Linked DNA regions of Homo sapiens: region 2 is linked to region 1. The links are chromatin loops, found by intact Hi-C in ENCODE. Cell type or tissue: HepG2. All regions are shown on one strand. Each heading gives the region's core, and the rest is flanking DNA. Links, peaks and the distances in the headings are about the cores only.

Region 1 (8,292 bases), core at 1,705-6,704:
AAACCCCATCTCTACTAAAAATACAAAAATAAGCTGGGTGTAGTGGCGCACACCTGTAGTCCCAGTTGCTCAGGAGGCTGAGGCAGGAGAATTGCTTGAACCGGGGAGCCAGAGGTTGCAGTGAGCGGGGATCCCACCATTGCACTCCAGCCTGGCGACAGAGCAAGATTCCACCTCAAAAAAAAAAAAAAAAGATATATCACAGCCAGGTGCGGTGGCTCACACCTGTAATCCCAGCACTTTGGGAGGCCAAGGTGGGAGGATCATCTGAGGCTGGGAGTTTGAGACCAGCCTGATCAACATGAAGAAACCCCATCTCTACTAAAAATACAAAAAAAATTAGCCGGGTGTGGTGGTGCATGCCTGTAATCCCAGCTACTCAGGAGGCTGAGGCAGGAGAATCACTTGAACCTGGGAGGCGGAGGTTGCGGTGAGCCCAGATCATGCCATTGCACTCCAGCCTGGGCAACAACAGGAAAACTCCATCTCAAAAAAAAAAAAAAAAGATATAATTCACATACAACACAATTTACCCACTCAGGCATGTAATTAAATTGCTTTTTGTTTTTGTTTCTTTTTTTTTTTTTTTTTTTTTAGATGGAGTCTCACTCTGTTGCCAGGCTGGAATGCAGTGGCACAATCTCAGCTCACTGCAACCTCTGACTCCCTGGTTCAAGCAATTCTCCTGCCTCAGCCTCACGAGTAGCTGGGATTACAGGCATGTGCCACCATGCCAAGCTAATTTTTGTACTTTTAGTAGAGACGGGGTTTCACCATGTTGGCCAGGATGGTCTCAATCTCCTCACCATGTTGGCCAGGATGGTCTTGATCTCCTGACCTCATGATCTGCCTGCCTCGACCTCCCAAAGTGCTGAGATTACAGGCGTGAGCCACTGCGCCTGGCCGTAATTAAATTGTTTTTAAGTCACAGGGTTGATGTGGCAACAGTCACCATAGTCAATGTTGGAATGGTTTCACCACTTCAAAAAGAAACCTGGTACTTGTTAGCTGTCATCCTCCTGTACCTTGATCCATCTCTCTACCTCCCATTCCCAACCCTGAGCAACTACAAATCTACTCTACAGATTTGCCTATTCTGGACTTTTGTATAAATGTAATCCTATAATATATGGTCTTTTGTGACTGGCTTCTTTCACTTCACATAATGTTTCTAAGTTCATCCATGTTGTAGCATGTATTAGTACTTCATTCCTTTTTATGGCTGAGTAATACGCCATTGTATGGATATACCACATTTTCTTTATCCATTCATCAGTTGATGGACAGGTTATTTCCACTTGTTGGTTATTATGGAAAATGCTACTATAAACATTTGTGTACAAATTTTTAGGTGGTCATATGCTTTTATGTCTCTTGGGTTCATACCTTCAGAGAAGTGCTGGGCCAGATTGTAACTCTGTTTAATTATTTGAGGAACCACCAGACTCTCTTCCAAAGTGGCCGCATCATTTTACATTTCCACCAGCAATATGTGAGGGTTCCAGTTTCTCTGCATTCCTGCCAATGCCTATTATTTTCCACTTTTTTTGATCTTTTTAAATTTCTGTCAGTTTTGCAGTTCTCAAAGTATAAGTTTTGCTCATTTTGTTAAATTTATGTTTAGGTAATTTATTCCTTTTAATGTTATCACAAATGGAAATGGTTTTGTGTTTTTGTTTTTGTTTTCTTGAGACAGACTTTTACTCTGTTGCCCAGGCTGGAGTGCAATGGTGTGATCTCGGCTCACTGCAACCTCTGCCTCCCGGGTTCAAGCGATTCTCCTGCCTCAGCCTCCTGAGAAGCTGGGACTACAGGCACCTGCTACCACACCCAGCTAATTTTTGTATTTTAAGTAGAGATGGGGTTTCACCATGTTGGCCAAGCTGGTCTTGAACTCCTGGCCTCAATTGATCTACCCGCCTTGGACTCCCAAAATGCTGAGATTACAGGTGTGAGCCACTGTGCCTGGCCTAGGAACTGTTTTGTTGTTGTTGTTGTTGTTTTGTTGTTTTTGTTTTTTGAGATGGAGTTTTGCTCTTGTTGCCCAGGCTGGAATGCAATGGTAAGATCTCAGCTCACTGCCACCTCTGCCTCCCGGGTTCAAGCGATTCTCCTGCCTCAGCCTCCTGAGTAGCTGGGATTACAGGCGTCCACCGCCATGCCCAGCAAATTTTTGTATTTTTAGTTGAGACGGGATTTCACAATGTTGGCCAGGCTGGTCTCAAACTCCTGACCTCAAGTGATCCACCCGCCTCGGCCTCCCAAAGTGCTGGGATTACAGGCGTGAGCCACCGCACCCCGTGGAACTGGGTTTTTTTTTTTTTTTTTTTGGTTTGTTTTTAATTTTCATTTTTGGATTGTTGTTTGCAAGCATATTGAAATACATTTGATTTTTATATATTGATCTTCTATCCTGCAGCCTTGCTGAACTCATTTATTGGTCCAAATAATTTTTTAGTGAATTTCTTAGGATTTTCTGTATATAAGATCATGTCATCTGTGAATACAGACAAATTTTATCTCTTACTTTTTCACTGGGATGCCTTTTACTTCTTTTTCTTGTCTAGTGTGAAAGGAAAATAAAATTTGGGACCTCAAGTCACTCTGCCAAAAGAAAAAAATTAAGCTGAAAGCTGAGTCCTGCGAGAAGTTGCCTTTCCTTTTGCTCCTAAGCAGATAGCTGCAGATAAAAGGTTAAATATCTCTACAAGTAGCTACTCTATGTTCACCTTATCTTATGTAAAGTGCTGATTAGGCTGGGCGCGGTGGCTCATGCCTGTAATTCCAACACTTTGGAAGGCAGAGGTGGGCAGATTGCTTGAGTCCAGGAGTTTGACATCAGCCTAGGCAACATAGCAAAACTCTTGTCTCTACTAAAAGTGCAAAACATTAGCCAGGCATGGTGGTGCGTGCCTGTAGTCCCAGCTACTCAGGAAGCTGAGGTAGGAGAATCACCTGAGCCTGGGAGGTGGAGGCTGCAGTAAGCAGAAATTGCACCACTGCACTTCAGCCTGGGCAACTAGAGTGAGACCCTGTCTCAAAAAATAAAATAAGGCTGGGTGCGGTGGCTCACGCCTGTAATCCCAGCACTTTGGGAGGCCGAGGCGGGTGGATCACGAGGTCAGGAGTTTGAGACCAGCCTGGCCAAGATGGTGAAACCCGGTCTCTACTAAATATACAAAAATTAGCCAGGTGCGATGGCAGGCACCTATAATCCCAGCTACTCAGGAGGCTAAGGCAGGAGAATTGCTTGAACCCGGGAGGCAGAGGTTGCAGTGAGCTCAGATTGCACCACTGCACTCTAGCCTGGGCAACAGAGCAAGATCCATCTCAAAAAATAAATAAATTTTTTTTAAAAAAAATAAAATAATAAGTAAATAAAATTAAAAAAAATAAAGTGCTAATTTACTGAGTGCCAGACAAATACATAATTGACTATTCCCCTACCTACTCCCTTTCTCTTGTAACATGTGGATTCAGTCATGCGACCCTCTCCTTTCTCCAGCCCACTTTTCCCCTTTAAATATTGAAGACCTCAAAATCATCTTTGGGGAAAGGTGTACCTTTCTCCTGGGCGCGTCCTTAACTTTGGCAAAATGAACTTCTAAATTGAGACCTGTCTCAGACACATTTTGGTTTACACTACTTGCCCTAGTTAGAAACTCCAGGACAATGTTGAATAGAAGTGGCAAGAATGGACATATTTATCTTGTGATTATGATATTGTGATTCATAATAAATATATATATTTCATCTTCCTCCCTGTTTCCTGGCACATAGCTCAAATGGCTGGGGCCCCTGGGTAGCCTCAGGATGGGGGCTGGCTGCCAGGTGAACCAGATGATTAGAGGGTTGGAACTTTCATTTCTGAAACTGATCCTCCAGGGAAGGAGGAAGAGCTGAAGGTTGAGCTGACCCCCAATGGCCAGTGATCTAATCAATCATGCCTGGGTAATGAAGCCTACATAAAAACCCAAAGGAACAGAATTCAGAGAGCTTCTGAGTTGCTGAACATGTGGAGGTGCTGGGAGAGTGGCTTCCAGGAGAGGGCAGGGAAGCTCCATGCCCTTTCCTCACACCTTGCCTGGTGCACCTCTTCATCTGGCTGTTCTTGTATCCTTTGTAACGTCCTTTACAATAGCCTAAGTGAGCCTAAGTGTCTCCCTGAGTTCTGTGAGCCACTCTAGCAAATTAATCAAACCTGAAAAGGAGGCCAGGCATGGTGAGAGCACTTTGGGAGCTTGAGGCAGGCAGATTGCTTGAGTCCAGGAGTTTGAGACCAGCCTGGGCAACATGATGAAATCCAGTCTCTACAAAAAATACAAAAAGTACTATAGGCTGGGCATTGTGGCTCATGCCTGTTATCCCAGCACTTTGGGAGGCCGAGGTGGGTGGATCACCTCAGGTCAGGAGTTCGAGACCAGCTTGACAAACATGGTGAAACCCCGTCTCTACTAAAAATACAAAATTAGCTGGGTGTGGTAGCATATGCCTGTAATCCCAGCTACCTGGGAGGCTGAAGAAGGAGAATCACTTGAACCCAGAAGGCAGAGATTGCAATGAGCCGATCACACTATTGCACTCCAGCCTGGGCAACAAGAGCGAAACTCCACGCCCCGCCCCCACCCCCACCCCCCCAAAAAAAACCTACTATGGGATTTATCATAAAATTAAATGTTTAAAAATAGCACAAGCCCGGGCGTGGTGGCTCACACCTGTAATCCCAGCACTTTGGGAGGCCAAGGCAGGTGGATCACCTGAGGTCAGGAGTTTGAGACCAGTCTGGTCAACATGGTGAAAACCTGTCTCTGCTAAAACTACAATAATTAGCCTGGTGGTGGTGGCACACACCTGTAACTCCAACTACTCAAAGGATGAGGCAGGAGACTCACTTGAACCTGGGAGGTAGAGGTTGCAGTGAGCCAATGGCACCACTGCACTCCAGCCTGGGCAATACAGAGAGACCTTGTCTCAAAAAAAATAAAAAATAAAAATAAAATAAAGCTCGGGCACAGTGGCTCACGTCTGTAATTCCAGCACTTTAGGCGGCCAAGGTAGGCAGATTACGAGGTCAAGAGAACAAGACCATCCTGGCCAATATGGTGAAACCCCATCTCTACTAAAAATACAAAAATTAGCCAGGCGTGGTGGTGCATGCCTGTAGTCCCAGCTACTCAGGAGGCTAAGGCAGGAGAATCACTAGAACCTGGGAGGAAGAGGTTGCAGTGAGCCAATATCACACCACTGCACTCCAGCCTGGCGACAGAGCGAGACTCCGTCTCAAAAAAATAAAATAAAATAAAAACTTTTAAAAAAGAGAAAAACACACACACACACACACACACACAAATTAGCCAGGTGTAATGCAACGTGCCTATTGGTCCAGCTGTTCAAGAGGCTGAGGTAAGGTAGGAGGATCACTTGAGCCCCAGAGGTAGAGGTTGCAGTTAGCTGAGATCATGCCACTGTACTCTAACCTGGGTGACAGAGCAAGACCCTATCTCAAAAAGAAAAAATAAAAAAGAACCTCCATGTAGTTGTGGGTAATCTACTACTTATGATTGGCGTCTGAAGTGGGGGCAGTCCTACGGGCCTGAGCCCTTAACCTGTGGGATCTGACTCCAACTCCAGGTAGATAGTGTCAGAACTGAGTTAAATTATAGGATATCCAGCTGGTGTCCCCTGGAGAATTGCTGTATGGGGAAAACCCACACATGTGGTGTTGGAAGTATTGTGTTGAGTGTAAGAGTAGCAAAAACAGAGTGATCTTAGGAGGAAAGCTTTCGATCATTCGATCAATCATTCATTGAGAGCTTTCAATCATGATGTTAGCTGTGGGCTCTTTGCAGATGCCCTTTAATGGCCTGAGGAAGTTTTCTTTCATTCCTAGCTGTTGAGTGCTTTTATCCTGATCTCATGGACTCTCTGGGCACAAGGATCAGGGACCCCAGCAGGCCAAGAACCCCAAGACCACGACCACTTCTGCAGAGCTAGTACCTAACATTCTCACAGCTTACCAAACACAAATTCATGGTCCCAATTGATTTCCAACCCAGTGAAGTAGGTGCTGTTATTCCCAATTTCTAGCTGAAGAAGCTGGAGCGCTGAGAGGCTGTATGGGTTTCCTTGTCACTCAGCTCAGAGGCACGTTCTGGAGCTGACACTCAGCCCTTGCTGGCCCCTCTAGTCCATCTGCTCCTGCTTGGCTTCTACCTCCTAATCAAGGCTGTCCTTTGTGGGGGATGAAGTGATGTTTGTATTTAGACTTCAGGGAGCTTTTCTCAAACTTCAGTGGCCCTAAGCCTTACCAGGAGGGCTTATTAATGATGAAGAACCCTGAACCTGTCCTGGAGATTCGTAACTGGGTAGGACTCAGAATTTGCAGTTCACCATCTCTCCTCCACGAAGTGGGTCTGCACCATGCTTCCAGGAACCCTGCTCTGGAGGAAAAGCGGTCTGAATGTGAAATGTCAGGTGGCCAGTGCAAGAGGAGGGAGGGTTTCAAGAGACCCAGGTGGAGGAAGGCTGCTGAAGTTTAAAGCAGGGCTGGGCTGGCCCTCCCCTCAGTGTACCCTCAAGTTGGATTTTTTTCATATTCCGTCAAACAGAAGTTTTCTCCTTGTCTCAGGTACCATCCCCCCAATACAGGGCCATGCAGGGGAGCGAAGCAGAGCCCACTCTCACTCACTCTCGCTCTGGCGCACAGCACAGGACCCATGAGACTTGCTTTAGGGGCCTGTGAATATGACTTTCATTTTCATTTCTTTTAAAATCAGAAGAAAAATGAGTAGATATAATGAGTATGTAATCATGAATCGGCCTAGATTATATTTGCCTTTATGCCAATATCATTGTAAAATATAATTTTTAAAGCCAGACTTGGTGGCTCACACCTGTAATCCCAGCACTTTGAGAGGCCGAGGTGGGCAGATCACGAGGTCAGGAGTTCAAGACCATCCTGGCCAACATGGTGAAACCCCTGTCTCTACTAAAAATACAAAAAATTAGCAGGGCCTTGTGGCACACGCCTGTAATCCCAGCTACTTGGGAGGCGGAGGCAGGAGAATCGCTTGAACCCAGGAGGCAGAGGTTGCTGTGAGCAGAGATCGTGCTATTGTACTCCAGCCTGGGTGACAGAGCAAGACTCAATCTCAAAAAAATAAAATAAAATAAATAATTTTTTATAGTGGAAAAGGCCCAGGAAGGCAAAAATGCCCAGGACCCATGAAAGTTCTACATAGCCCTGAGAGTGAGGGTGCAGGACACACAGGGCCTGGAGAGGGCAAGGCTCTGGTGTCAGCCTGAGAATGAGTGACCAGAGTCAGGCAGGGCCGGCAGGATCCATCTGACCACTGACCCTGGTTCTCTCCATTCCAGGCCTGTCACTTGACACAGCCGGCCAGGGCAGCCCTGAGCTCACTGGGGAAGGGATTTATAGGAGGCCTGTTTTAACAGCCTACCTGGACATGAAATCTTTCATTTGAAGAGGAAAGAAAAATCCAGCAGTCAATAGCAATTTGTTCAAAACCAAAATGGAGCGTGGTGTTGCAAAACATCCTCTTCCCGAGCTCTGGACCAGCTGGCTGCATCAGCCCCGATGACAGGGAAGGAGCCAGGCAGGATGCACTGCATTGTAAACTCTTGCCCTGAGGAACATGGCCTAGTGGTGAGTGGGAGGGCAGGGAGAAGCGAGCAGCAGCCAAGACTGCAGGCAGCCATTAAGAGCTTGCACTGAAGTGGGCTCAACAGATGATAAACACACAACGGACACTTTCAGGTGCTAAGTGCCATGCAGAAGAGAAAATAGACCGAGACAAAGGGGGCTGCTTCACTCTGAGTGTGGAAAGGCCCCTCATAATTGTGTGATTTGAGCAAGGAGGAGGCAGGCTGAGGGGTCTCCAGGACAGCATTTCAGGCAGAGGCCAGGACAGGCTGGTGCACAGCTTGTTGGAGGGCAGGCCAGGCCAGCGAGGCTTCCTCAGGCTTCTGCATAGCCAGTGGGCATCAAAGCGTAGAAGGAGGGGGCACAGAGATGATGGTAAGCTGGTCCTGCAAGCCTCAGAACCGTGTAGGCAAGGATTTGGGGGTTTATCAAGAGTGAAAGCCACTGGAGGCTTGTGAAACAAGAGAGTGGCTTATTTGACTTTGTAAGACTCTTCTGGCTGCTGTGCAGAGAAGCTATGGGGGCAAGGGCAGGTGTGGGAGGCTAGTGAGGAGCCACTGCAGGGTCCCAGGGGAGGGGCAGGGTGGTCTGCTGCATCCCACCCCTGGCAATGGTAGGAATGGCTGGGC
Region 2 (8,292 bases), core at 1,267-6,266, 83 kb after region 1:
ACAGACTTGGTGGCTTATAGACAACGGACATTTATTTCTCACAGTTTTGGAGGCTGGAAGTCCAAGATCAAGGTGCCAGCAGGTTCAGTGTCTGGTAAGGGCTCACTTCCTGGTTCACAGATGGTGCCTTCTCTCTGTATCCTCACATGGAGGAAGAGGAGAGGGAGCTCTCGGGGCCTCTTCTGTAGGGGCACTAATTCTAGTCATGAGGGCTCCACTGTGACCTGATCACCTCCCAAAGCCCCCACCTCCTAACACCGTCACATTGGGGTGAAGATTTCAACATAAGAATTCTTGGAGTATACCAACATTCATGCCATAGCACTTAATAACCGTAATACAATTCTGTGTTTACTTACCACTTTCCAGTAGTGGGAAAAGTTAGACAGCATATCTTATTCATGTTTGCAACTTAGGACCCGGGAAAGTGCATGGCATCTAATTGGAATCCAGTAATATTTTTCAAGTGAATTCTTTTTGAGGCACAGAGTACTCTCACTTCATCTGCACAATCCAGTTTTCTGACTTCTGCTCTGTGTCCCCCACCGACCATCTGAGACGAGGTAGGGTCAGACAACCCAGTTATGGCTCAGCTCCCTTTTTGGATGTAGCATCTGGCTCTCCTCATGAACTAGGAAAACGCTCTCACAGCGAGGATCTGCCACTCACTCCAGTGCTTGATGGGTGTTGGATTATTGAACAAATGCCTGCTTAAAATACAATATGCTAGCTGGGCGCAGTGGCTCACATCTGTAATCCCAGCACTTTGGGAGGCCGAGGTGGGCAGATTATCTGAGGTCAGGAGTTCGAGGCCAGCCTGGCCAACATTGTGAAACCCTGTCTCTACTAAAATTACAATAATTAGTCGGGCATTGTGGCATGCACCTGTAATCCCAGCTACTCAGGAGGCTGAGGCAGGAGAATTACTTGAACCTGGGAGGCAGAGGTTGCAGTGAGCCAAGATGGTACCACTGCACTCCAGCCTGGGCAACAGAGCGAGACTCCATCTCAAAATAAATAAATAAATATAAATAAAACAAAATAATACATGCCAAGAGGCTCTTTCACTTCTGCTGAACACTGGAGTTTCTTTTTTTTTTTTAACACTGGAGTTTTATACAGTAGATTAAACACCTAGGTCAGTGACAAAACATTATTTTTACAATTTACAGAAAATGTTAGAGCATCATTAGTTTCAAGTTTCTCCATGAATGTGTCTTATCACTTAGGCTTTTGCCACAGCCTATTTGTGAATGATTGCTGGTAGATGACAAAATAAGTAAACATGCCAGCAAAGGAATATTTAATCATAAAGGGACAATCATAATTGTTTACTCGTCCTTTTATTTCTTCATGAACATGCATTCGTGGTTGTGACTTTGTATTATGTGCAAATAATTAGTTTTAGTAAATATTGGTTATAATCTTTATGCTAATCTAAGCCTCCTTCCCATGTTAGTTCTCTCTTACTTTTTAACATCATGAGTTGTTGTTATTATTGTATTATGCAGTCAATATTCTTTTGATTTTTCCACATAGATGTACCAATATACACGTCACCATTTGAGTCTCAGGATTTCCATCTGGGATTACTTTATCAGCCCCAGTATAGTTCTTTAATGAGTAACTGTGTTGGAGGCAAACTATCTCCATTTTTATTTGTTTGAAAGATATCTTTATTTTGCCCTCCATCTAGAAAGTCCTGGAAGCTCCACCTTCTGTGACAGCTGAGAGCTACTTCTGTGCATGCTCTGAAGCTCTCATTCCCTGGCCTCCTGGCCCTCAGTGATGTGATTCAGATACAAATTCAGCCTAATCACCCTTTTTTGGAGATAATCTTTTTCTTTATGGCTTTTTTTAATGTCTTCTCTTTGTAAATGGCATTCTAACATTTTATTATGATGTGTGTAGGTGTGGGTTTCTATTGGTTTCTGTTTATTTATTCTGCTTGCAATTTGTTGGACTTCCTGATCGGTGACTGGTATTTTTCATCAACTGGGAAAGATTCCTGGCTATTATATCTTTGAATACATTCAGTCAAAGCTATTGTATCTTTTTCTTTTCTTTTTTTTTTTTTTTTTTTTTTTTTTTGAGACAGAGTCTCACTCTGTCGCCCAGGTTGGAGTGCAGTGGCGCGACCTCGGCTCACTGCAACCTCCGCTTCCTGAGTTCAAGTGATTCTGCTGTCTCAGCCTCCTGAGTAGCTGGGACTACAGGTGCCCGCCACCACACCCAGCTAATTTTTGTATGTTTAATAGAGATGGGGTTTCCCCATATAGGCCAGGCTAGTCTCGAACTCCTAACCTTGTGATCCACCCACCTTGACCTCCTAAAGTGCTGGAATTACAGACGTGAGCCATTGCGCCAGGCTGACTTTTTGCACATCAACCCATCTGTGACAGTCCTGGAATCTAGCAGTCTCTTACAATGACCTATGCTCATTTCAACGCTAAATCATTCATTTCCCCCAGCTTCATCCTCTACCTGGGAGCTGAGTCATCTGGGTTTCCGTTTTATCTTGGCTTTATTTTGGGAGAGGAGAGAAGAGAGAGGTTGGGGTTGTCCCTTCCCTCTTGGCGGTGGCTCTGCAGGGCTGTGTCCTTCTGCAATGGCAGGTCCTGCTGGATGGCCCCTTCTTGAGGTCCTCTGCCACCCAAGCACTGATGATACCTCAGGCTTGAGGGTGGTAGCTGCTTCCCTGGGCGCCTCAGCATCATTTCCTGCCTGTTCCCCTGGGCGCCTCAGCATCATTTCCTGCCTGTTACCTTCATTCTGTCTGTTTTTTTGTTTTGTTTTGTTTTGTTTTGTTTTGTTTTTTGAGATGGAGTCTCATTCTGTCACCCAGGCTGGAGGGCAGTAGCACGATCTCAGCTCACTGCAACCTCCACCTCCTGGATTCAAGTGTTTCTCCTGCCTCAGCCTCCCGAGTAGCTGGGACTACAGGCGAGCACCACCACGTCCGGCTAATCTGTGTATTTTTAGTAGAGACGAGGTTTTTGCCATGTTGGCAGGCTGGTCTTGAACTCCTGACCTCAGGTGATTCCACCCGCCATGGCCTCCCAAAGTTCTGGGATTACAGGTGTGAGCCACCACGACCGTCCCTGTCTGTTCTTTTTAAAATCATGTCTTCGTTCAAAACTTTAAAAAAAAATTCCAGTGGATGTGCCTTCTATTTCCCATCAAAACCCTGCCTAACGTAGTTCCCCTCCTCCAAGCCATGCTGTTCTCCACAGAGCGCGAGTACAATACAAAGAAGGTATCACATTTGTGGTAACTGGTAAGAGTTGGGAACTGAAAGAATTTGAAGGGAAAGAAATCTAAAATGATTAGTGTGTGTTTCATCTTGGACGTCAAGTTTTTGTTTTGCTTTGTTTTGTTTTGTTTTTTTTTTTGAGACAGAGTCTCGCTCTGTTGCCCAGGCTGGAGTGCAGTGGCGTGATCTCGGCTCACTGCAACCTCCACCTCCTGGGTTCAAGCGATTCTCCTGCCTCAGCCTCCTGAGTACTCGGACTACAGGCGCCCGCCACCACACCCAGATAATTTTTGTATTTTTAGTAGAAACGGGGTTTCTACTAAACACCATATTGGCCAGGCTGGCCTCGAGCTTCTGACCTTGTGATCCGCCTGCCTTGGCCTCCCAAAGTCCTGGGATTATAGGCGTGAGCCACTGCGCCCGGCTGGACATCAAGTTTTAAATGGATAATATGACATTCTCTTTCCACCCAAACTGACCTGACCAGCTGGGTGTACAGCAATTCAATTGCGACACTAACTTCCTGGAGCTGGTGCAGATGCCACAGATTGAGGGCAAAGTTCACCACAGACCCCTAGTCCCCTTCAGACACCAGCCACAAGTCTCAGAGGGTCCTCAGGGCAATTGTACTCTGACTCCAAATTTGGGAGTTCCCATGACCCCCTTAGGTTTGATCATTTGCTAGTACAACTGGCAGACTCAGGAAAGTGCAATGCTTATGATTAGCTTCACTGTAAAGCATACAAATATGGGAGGGTCCCAAATGCAGAGCTTCAGTGGCCTTTCCTCGTGGAATCAGGGCACATCACGTCCTGGCACATCAACATGTTCACCAACCAGGAGGCCCTGGAAGCCTCCGGTTCTAGAGCTTTTACTGGGATTTTATTTTGTAGGCACAAGTGATTAAACTACTGAACCTGTGATTAATCTCAACCTCCAGACCCCCCTCCTCTCTTCAAGGTCAGGTGACTCAAATTCCCCAACCCTCTAATCACCAGGCTGGGCGGGTCTTTTGGTAACCAGCCCCCATCTTGAGGCTGTCTAGGGTTCCACCTTTACCTTAGTAGCATAAAAAAGCCCTACCACTCAAAAAACCCCAAGGGTTTTTAGAGTCTCCATACCAGGAATTCAGGACAAAGACTAGACAAATTATTTGTTATACAACAGAGATAATGAGATTTCTTTCTTTTTCTTTTTTTTTTAGACTGAGTTTCGCTCTTGTTACCCAGGCTGGAGTGCAATGGCGCAATCTCAGTTCACTGCAAACTCTGCCTCCCAGGTTCAAGCGATTCTCCTGCCTCAGCCTCCTGAGTAGCTGGGATTACAGGTGCCCGCCATCACGCCCTACTAATTTTTGTATTTTTAGTAGAGACAGGGTTTCACCACGTTGTCCAGGTTGGTCTCGAACTCCTGACCTCAGGTGATCTGCCCACCTTGGCCTTCCAAAATGCTGGGATTACTGGTGGGAGCCACTGCACCCGGCCAGAATTTGATAAATTATTATAGATGTCATCATTCAACCTATTAATTGATATCTATATACTTAACTCACTTTCCAAAAAGACTTGGGATTACAAATAAGACTTCTTTTCAAAATATTTCATATGACAAGAAAGTATAATTTTTCCAATTCATAGGAAATAGTCTACATGGAGGTAGGAGTGTAGGGCTGAGCATCCGCAGTTGTAGGTCCAAGTCCTGGCTCTGCCACAAGGTGACTTATCCCTTATCTCGGAGCTGAATGAGATGACATCTGCAATCCTGTGACTGCCACAGTCAGCTTCCAGGTCATATAGCAATGATATCATGTCTGTTTAATCATCAACAGCAAGCCCTTTTTCCTTTTCAAGTTATTAATCTTGGATACTTTCTGTTGTTTGTTTATTGTTTTTGATTTTTGAAGACGGAGTCTCGCTCAGGCTGGAGTGCAGTGCCGTGACCTCGGTTCACTGCAACCTCCGCCTCCCGGGTTCAAGTGGTTCTCCTGCCTCAGCCTCCCGAGTAGCTGGGATTAGAGGTGCCTGCCACCACGCCCAGTTAATTTTTGTATTTTTAGTAGAGATGGGTTTTCGCCATGTTGGCCAGGCTGGTCTCGAACTCCTGACCTTAGGTGATCTGCCTGTCTTGGCCTACCAAACTGATGGGATTACAGGCATGAGCCACCGCGCCCAGCCTCAATCTTGAAAACTTTCTATACTCATACTATCCATCCCTCAACATTACCTCCACAAAGTCTTTCCTGATCCTTGTTTTGTACTCTTTTAGGAAATCATCAGTCAGGTGTGGCTATGAGAGGAAACAAAGGAGAGACTGGGGAGAGCAAAGTGCATTATGCTCATCGGTCCTAGAGAAAGGAGGCATGCCGCGCTACACAGGCCACACAGCAGACACCAGGGTGGCCAGGAGGTGGAAGACAGGAGTCAGGGAAGGGTCAGGCCATGGCCTTTATGGTGGTTTCCACAGGAACCGCAAGGCAGGGCAGAATGGACAGTATAGGATTGGCTAGAGCGGATAATTCTGGTGGGCTCTAGACTCTAGGGATGGTCCCTGGTTGCCTGGAGTACTACCTGGCCTTGGGATGATTGAGGTAGAGGAGCCGTCTGCTAGGGTTTGCAGGCCAGATAGAGGAGTGCTGGCTCTGGGTTGGTTTGTTTGCCTGTCAAAGGCATGCTCCAACCTGAGCCTGTTATTTCTTATCTCCAAGAATTGGCTGCCCCAGGGAGGGTTTTTTAAGATGTCAGAACATCATAATATACATAAATATATATATATGTGCACATATATGTATTCCAGCTAGAGGATTATAATTATACACACGCTTACACACATAATACATGCAATCCTCCAGCTGGAATTTCTCCTGTCTCCTAAACCTTAGTGTCACTTTGTCTGTCTAGCCCACATGGATTTTCTTCTCATTCTTTCTTGCACTGTAGTTATGTGTGGGCGTGTTGTATTTTACTTCTGACTGTGAGTCCCTTCAGGGCAGAGCCTGGGACATCTAGCTCACTGTGTTCTCCATGGGGGAGGTACTGCTGCTCCCAGTATGAGCTCTAGAATTGCTTTTTAATTAATAAATATTAGCGGGGTACATAACGTATGTGTGTATTTACCAAACCATACTCATACACGTTTTCTTTTTTTTTTGAAACGGAGTCTTGCTCTATTGCCCAGGCTGAAGTGCAGTGGTGTGATCACGGCTGACTGCAACCTCTGCCTCCTGAGTTCAAGCGATTCTTCTGCCTCAGCCTCCCGAGTAGCTGGGACGACAGGTATGCACCACCATGCCTGGCTAATTTTTGTATTTTTAGTAGAGACGGGGTTTCACCATATTAGCCAGGTTGGTCTCAAACTCCTGACCTAGTGATCCACCTGCCTCAGCCTCCCAAAGTGCTAGGATTACAGGTGTGAGCCATTGTGCCTCGCCTCATACACACATTTTCGTACTTACTATTCAAATTTGTACAGCATGGTGTTGAGATTTAAAAATCAATTCTCAACTTAGTAAATACTTGTAAGTTAATTGTTATATTAAGGTGAAGATTTACAATTTTTCAAGCTTGTGAAAATGAGGTCCAGGAAAATGAAAAAAAAAAAAAAAATATATATATATATATATATATATATATATATATATATATATATATATATATATCTTTAGGCCAGGTGACATTTGTACTTGCTGGCAGCTCTTCAGTATTTAAATGTTAGTTAAGCATTTTATTTATTTATTTATTTATTTATTTATTTATTTTTGAGACGGAGTCTTGCTCTGTCGCCCAGGCCAGAGTGCAGTGGCAGGATCTCAGCTCACTGCAACATCCGTCTCCTGGGTTCAAGTGATTCTCCTGCCTCAGCTTACCGAGTAGCTGGGATTACAGGCATCCACCACCAGGCCCAGCAAATTTTGTAATTTTAGTAGAGACGAGGTTTTACCATGTTGGTCAGCTGGTCTCAAACTCCTGACCTCAGGTGATCCACCCACTTCAGCCTCCCAAAATGCTGGGATTACAGGCGTGAGCCACTGCACCCAGCCTAGTTAGACATTTTAAATGACTGCCAACCTGCCTGCCAAGAGCACGAACTCCCTCAAAAGGAAGAGAAAAATAACTCTCACTCACTTAAATATTTTTTGGTAAGGTTAAAAAAAATCTACTGTATAAAAGTAGATAAACACACTACCTGGAATGTGCTTTGAAAAAGTACCATGTCATCTTATTGGCAAAGTGCCTTGAAGCACAACGTGGACAGGTTGGAATATACATAAGCAAGCAGAGAGCTTTGAGAAAAAGAGGACGAGGTTAGCAGAAAAAAATGTATCCACCTGAGAAAGTATTAGAATATAAATGAGGATATAAATGACGGAGGCTTAAATTAGTATAAACTGAATGTGGCCATACTGGGAATAGTGGGAATCTATTTATTTATTTATTTATTTATTTATTTATTTATTTATTATTTTTTGAGACAGAGTCTCACTTTGTCATCCAGGCTGGAGTGCAGTGGCGCGATCTCCACTCACTGCAACTTCTGCCACCTGGGTTCAAGCAATTCTCATGCCTCAGCCTCCGGAGTAGCTAGGATTACAGGCGCAAGCCACCACACCTAGTTAATTTTTGTATTTTTAGTAGAGATGAGGTTTTGCTATGTTGGCCAGGCTGGTTTGGAACTCCTGACATCAAGTGATCCACCCACTTTAGCCTCCCAAAGTGCTGGCATTACAGGTGTGAGCCACTGCACACAGCTGGAATCTATCTTTTTAAATGTGATTTTCTGCAGTGGTTTAGTAGCCTGGAGCATCTCTGCATGATGGAGGGTGGCTGCAGGCCCAGTGCTCAGGATCCTCCCAGAAGATGTCCATGAGATGGGCCACAGGAGCAGCCACCACTGTTACCATCCAGAAGACAGAAAATCAAGAAGTCAATGCCCCATGTCCATCAAAGACACAGATACGCACCCTCTCAAGCCCAGCAATGCATAAATTGTATGTATGTTCACCACAAATCTTTCATTGGAATGTTCACAGTGACACCCCCAAA

Evidence for each region. Hi-C counts contacts between places; a loop is a spot of excess contacts. Peaks named below come from ENCODE experiments on the same cell type or tissue, not always from the same donor. Only the 100,000 strongest peaks of a DNase experiment are listed, where the experiment ranks them.
Region 2: it touches region 1 in a loop (9-fold over the local background); 2 of 110 quality-filtered maps call a loop at or near these places.

What each region holds. Positions count from the first base shown.
Region 1 is chr2:109,711,311-109,719,602 of GRCh38, reverse strand. It overlaps LOC107985774 (a long non-coding RNA gene), which reads right to left and starts at 92. Exons shown (of 2, transcript XR_001739114.1): 1 at 54-92. It also overlaps a transcript of RANBP2 not described here. In HepG2, for the core only: a CTCF peak has its summit at 4,054 (motif pointing right); a DNase peak (open chromatin) is centred at 4,072.
Region 2 is chr2:109,627,919-109,636,210 of GRCh38, reverse strand. It overlaps a transcript of RANBP2 not described here. Among named protein-coding and RNA genes, the nearest start is that of SOWAHC, 18 kb to the right of the region's middle. In HepG2, for the core only: a CTCF peak has its summit at 5,650 (motif pointing right); DNase peaks (open chromatin) are centred at 3,750, 4,990 and 5,610.